Regions from separate parts of the Mus musculus genome. Here region 1 is linked to region 2. Evidence: chromatin contacts called from ENCODE POLR2A ChIA-PET data. All regions are on one chromosome and are shown on one strand. The core of a region is the stretch at or near the end of the contact, and the rest is flanking DNA. Distances in the headings are between cores, read along the strand shown. Region 1 holds the start of Clk1 (CDC-like kinase 1). Region 2 holds the start of Orc2 (origin recognition complex, subunit 2).

Region 1 (2,700 bases), core at 163-2,662, 81 kb after region 2:
TATTTGTGTGTGTGTGTGTGTAGGAATTGATTCTCTCTTTCCAGTATGTGTTTCCTGGAGATTGAACTCAGGTAGGCTTGGTGGCATTGTGTCTTTACCTGTTAAGCCAACGCCAGCACCCTCCTCTTCCCCTGTTTTTAGTTCTGGCTAGAATTTGCGATATAGACCACACTGAACTTGTACTCAGAGATAACCCTTGTCTCTGCCTCCTTAGTGCTGGGATATGCCACCATGCCCAGGTCTAGATTAACTCTTAAAGGTGAAAGCAAAGGAGTTGCAAAACTGATACCTACGCACCCCCCTTTTTCTCCTCCCCCTAATATCTACCTTTTTAGAGTTACCAGCGAAATAGGAGTTAAGCCGCCTGAGGCCACACTAACTGGGTTCCTGAGTGGGAGGCCGGAGCTGTATGGAAGGAAATGGCGAGAGAAATAATGGAGGCCAAGACACATTTCTGTTCAAGGCCCCCAAGTTTACTAAGAGTCTGTGCTTAAGCCTGGCGTGGGGCGCACGCCTTTAATCCCAGCACTCGGGAAGCAGAGGCAGGCGGATTTCTGAGTTTGAGGCCAGCCTGGTCTACAAAGTGAGTTCCAGGACAGCCAGAGCTACACAGAGAAACCCTGTCTCAAAACCATAACCCCCCGCCCCCCAAGCCATTCTTGATGCCTGTTGCCAGCCTGTAGGTGATCTGCTGGATGAAGTCTCTGGAATATCTAAAGGGCCTCTCAGCAGGTAGCAGTGGCAGGTGACGGAACAATAGAGCCATCTAAGTTGGAAGGTTCCACCCCAGGTAGTCTCATTCTCAGTGGCAACAAGGTCAAAGCCAGCCTACTCAAGGCTGGGGGAAGCTACTATGGGGGGGGGGGGGGCATCCTCAAAGTCTTCAAGACTACTTACTAATCTGTCTATTTACACTATTCCGCTCCTGTTCCACCATTTCTAACTTTTTGTTTTGTTTGGTTTGGTTTGGTTTTCGAGACAGGGTTTCTCTGTATATATAGCCCTGGCTGTCCTGGAACTCACTTTGTAGACCAGGCTGGCCTCGAACTCAGAAATCCGCCTGTCTCTGCCTCCCAAGTGCTGGGATTAAAGGCGTGTGCCACCATGCTCATTTCTAACATTTTTGGCGTCAGTGCATGTCATACCCAACCACTAAAAACTAGTTTAAGACAGGTCAACATAACTGTAGTCACTGAGTTACTAACCAGAGATACTTTGTTGGTGTAGTTTAAAAGGTTGCAGTCAGGAGGGAAGAGAAAAAGGAGAGAGGGAGAGCGAGCGTGGATTATACTATTACTGTAACCTGTAGTGTCTAAGTATCCTCAAGAAGCCACAGCAAGGACAGTCAGGACCAAGTCCTTCCATCCCTCGCCCATTTGGGCAGCGGGCCCGCGCCTGCGCACTCAGGACCGGTATAGGCCCCGCCCATCTACGTCACCAGTTTTTCCGAGAAGAAGCTCGCACTGCGTCTGTCCGCACCATTTTGTGTTGGGAGATCGTCGTAATCGTTTGCAGACTTCTCGCCGTCGCCTTGTAAGCTTTGTCTTCGCCTTGCAAGCTTTGTCTTCAGGGTTGGAAAGGTAAGACGCGGTGTCTGTCAGGGCCTTTCCTTGTATCTTCCCGCCGCCTCCAAGGACCCCGCTGCGGCTCTTCACGGCGGAGCCACGCGAAGGGGCTCTGTGCCCCGGCTGCGGAGCTCTGGCCGCTGGCTTCTGCGTAGGCGGGGACGATGCCCGCAGGCTCCGCGTCCCGAGGAGGGCCGGCCGACTGCAAGAGCCCGAGCTGCCGCGGCGGGACCTAAGATGGCGGTAGGGGGAAGGCCGCGCTCGTCCTTCGCCATGGCGGCGCCAGGGCGCGGCCTTCGCTTGGACTCGGTCGGTCCTGGTTTTGCTCTCGGCGGTGGCACGGCGCAGGTTTTGGTGCTGTTTTTCTTTATATTTGAAGCGAAAGGTCTTGGTAACCAGGCCGGCCCCACACGCTGCGGTCGCTGATCTTGTTAGAGATGGGCGCTGCGGGGACAGCGTCACAGCAGGCTGTCACCTCAGTTCTGTGTAGTTTCCGCCTTCGACGAAGAAAAGAATTTCAGAGGCGGTCGATAGATAGCGAAGTCGAGCATAATGAAAACGAGGCACACCGGGACAGCGCTTGTGAGAGCGAGGAACAAGTGATTTTTAAGAAGGTTTAGGATTTACTTAGGTTTTGTAACATTAAAACTCAAGACGGCCGGGCTGTACTGCCTGTCGCTCGCCTTTTAATCCCCTTTGAGCCTGTCTCAAAAAAAAAAAAGTTATAGAAAATTTCCTTTGTAAACAAAGTTGTAACGGGGGAGTTGTTTACCTTTAGGAAACAGGAGGGGAACACCCTAAGATTGTACGTCACTTCCGCTCTGAACAGCTTTATTTTCAACATCATGGCCTGTCCTGTACAGTTAAGTAGAGTGGCTTTATTGGTGGAGCCCGAATTTTGTTGACTCGGCATAAAAGGCGCGCCTGTTACCTTCTCAGGCTTTCCTCCCATATTTTCATAATTTTCCCAGTCTCCCTCTGCTAGCAGTAAGAGTGTCAGCGGGGACCGTGGGCATTTACTTGACGGTGAATTGGGAATTGAGGTCATCTGCTGAGCAGCTTTTTTTTTTTTTTTTTTTTTTTTTTAATAGCTGTAAACAAACACTTCATAACATCCAAACTGGTATTTTACCAA
Region 2 (2,700 bases), core at 63-2,562:
AAAAAGAAACAAACAAAAACGTTATGATCAGGGGTTACCACAACATGAGGAAGTGTTAAAGGGTCCAGCATTAGAAGATTGAGAACCACTGTTCTAAACAGCTCCCAAAAAGTCTGACTCCATTTCTTCCTTCCCACTATTATATTCCACAGATAATCTTTCAATACAAATGTGGCCAGTCCCTTAAGTACCAACTTGTAATTCATAATATCTGACACTTTGACACTTTATTCATCTATTTTCATTTTGCTTTTCTTCCTAGAAAATTCAAATCAATTCAGGCCTTAGTTTTCATATCTCTTCCTTTAAGGAAAGTGTTCCTGATTCCTTCTGGTCTTATAATTATATAATCCTGTGCCCTGCTGTTAGGAACATAACTTAAAAATCATTCTCTGTAACTTGGAAACCATTTTGTATGACTTGAAATAACGCAATGCATGTGCAATAGAAGTTTGCCACCAGGTAGCTCTGATGAGACCTAGAAGCAAACCACCGGCAGGTCACCTGGAAGCCCAGTTACCAGCCTAGCCCCGGACGGTCCTTGATATGGTTAAAAACAAAAACCTAACCACAAGGTGGTGTTAAGATAGTGAACCAAACCCAAGTTGTGAGCTTGATTTTCAGAGCTCAATGAAATGATACAAAGGTTGGAACTTTGGGATTTGTGCTCTCTAGGCATCACATTTATAGCCAGTGTGTTTATATCCATTGGCAAGAATGAGTAAGTATTCAGCTGCCTTATTCTAGCACTTTCCCCAAGACTGTATGTTCAGTTTCTTCTCGTTCAATTACCCAGAAGCTCAGTTATTCAGAGGTGCCTCTACTTGAGTATTGTATTCTTACTGTTGGTTCTAAGTATGATAAGTTCGGAATAAGCGAATCCAAATGACGTAGTCCTGTTAGTAAACAAATATTTTCATGTATCCCAGCCAGATTCACTCGTTTTCCTTCTCATTTCCTCTGTATAAGCCCCCTTTTCGTGTCTTTATTTCATTAGTTGTATGGTCCTATTTTCTTGTTCATGCTCTGGCTCCGCCCTCCCTCAAACCCTTGAGATCCCTTTGCATCATATGCGAGCAGGTATTCGCTGTTCCTCAAGCGAATCCATCTTCATTATCTTTTTTTTTTTTTTTTTTTTTTCCTCAGAGCAGCTAGACTAACAATATTAAGATTGACATAAAACACCAACCAACCGTACAACCGGGGACGCTGCCCTTAACTTCCAGACAGCTAGCACACACTTGTCTCTCCAGAGATCCGGCGTGCTCCGCGCACGGTCCCTTCCCCCGGAAACGGAAACTGAAGAGATGAGGAAAGCCCGGGAACCCACTATTGGTTGGGGGATCTGTTTTCCGACTGAGCGAGGGCCTATGGCCCGAGTCAACGGGCTTGCGGCGCCGTCGCTCTGGGCGGCTCGGCTCCCCATTGGTTTCTTAGGGCACCGCCCACCGGCGGCCGGGGATTCAGTGTGCTGCGCGCAGCTCCCTTGCCCTGCTGGGCGCGCAGGTTCGGCTTGGACCGGTCGACTCTTTCCCTAGACGCTGGCCTCCCCGGGCCGTTCTGGGGTGTTCCGCGGCGGCGGGAGTCCTGGCTGGCGGCTCAAGTGAGCCTCGCGGCCGTTCTCCCTCCCGCCGGCTCGGACTCGAGAGGTGAGTCCCAGTGCGCCCTGCTGCAGCCGCGGCTCACTGCGCGCTTCCCCCGACACCCGTGGCCTTGCCGCTCGCCCACCATGGCGGGAGATGACGAGGCCGCCGGGCGCAGGCTGGAGGATGCTGGGGAGCAGCCCCCCTGGGTGAGAGGCGCTGTCTGCGAAAGCCAAGGCTGTCCTGTGGCGAGAAGTCTCCTGCACGGACCGTGCCTGCTTTCCGGCTAACCCGGCCCTTTATTTGAGAAGAGAATGAAAAGGAACTGTAACAAAAATGGCAGTGTTCTGCCAGAGGAGAAGGAACTCGGAGGGATGTAGCTCAAGGGATCGCGGGATGGAACGACTGCTGAAGTCTGTTCTGTTGTCCCGGCCGGGTGTCCCTAAAGGTCTCCTTGGGGCAGTGCTTGGTTTGAAAAATGTGTTTACTCCCAGAGGAAAGTGCATGGCTGCCAACACTTGGTGCTGCCTTGTAGTTAGTTGACTGTGAAGAGAATTGACCCTTTAGCCCTACAGATAATCACTATCCGTTATAGATGCTCCCTGTGGATATCTGCATTTCATTGGTTGATTATGGGCATGTGCATTCATGTGGATGTTGGTGCATATGTGCCGGTAGTGTGTGTTAATTTTAGATGTCTTTTTGGATCGTTCTTAACTGAGGCGGGGTCTTACTCTAACCGGGTCCTTGTTGGTTAACCAGCTTGCCTCGGGGAACCCCATTCTCCTCCTCCCCAGTTCTGAGTGCTCCTCAACTTTTAAATGACTACAAGGATCTCAGTTCCCATTCTGACGCTTGCAGGACACGTGCTTTTAGCCACTGAGCTGTCTAGTCAGCCTCCCAGATTGCAGTTTTCTTGTGTATCTGTTAGGTAGTGTTTTTCTGAGGAATTGCAGAAAAGAAGGGGACATTCTCTTAGGAGGTCTTGGTAGGAATTTCAGTTGAGGTGATTTTGTTTGTATTACATAAAATATCTTAAAAATCGGAGATGTTGTATAAATGCATTTGAGGCTGAACAGGCATACCCTGCCTTTTTGACATTTGGATACCTTGTTGC

What was found. ChIA-PET counts read pairs that join two places held with the same protein, here RNA polymerase II (POLR2A).
Region 1: POLR2A ChIA-PET joins it to region 2 with 44 read pairs in embryonic stem cell. The contact joins the promoter of Clk1 here to the promoter of Orc2 in region 2. POLR2A ChIA-PET finds 5 or more read pairs at or near these places in 4 of 5 experiments (Patski and embryonic stem cell).

Annotation. Positions count from the first base shown.
Region 1 is chr1:58,422,800-58,425,499 of GRCm38, reverse strand. It overlaps Clk1 (CDC-like kinase 1), which reads left to right and starts at 1,412. Exons shown (of 13, transcript NM_001042634.2): 1 at 1,412-1,580.
Region 2 is chr1:58,503,721-58,506,420 of GRCm38, reverse strand. Orc2 (origin recognition complex, subunit 2) reads left to right here and starts at 1,312. Exons shown (of 18, transcript NM_008765.3): 1 at 1,312-1,649. It overlaps Gm15834 (a long non-coding RNA gene), which reads right to left and starts at 1,305. Exons shown (of 4, transcript XR_865442.3): 1 at 1-1,305.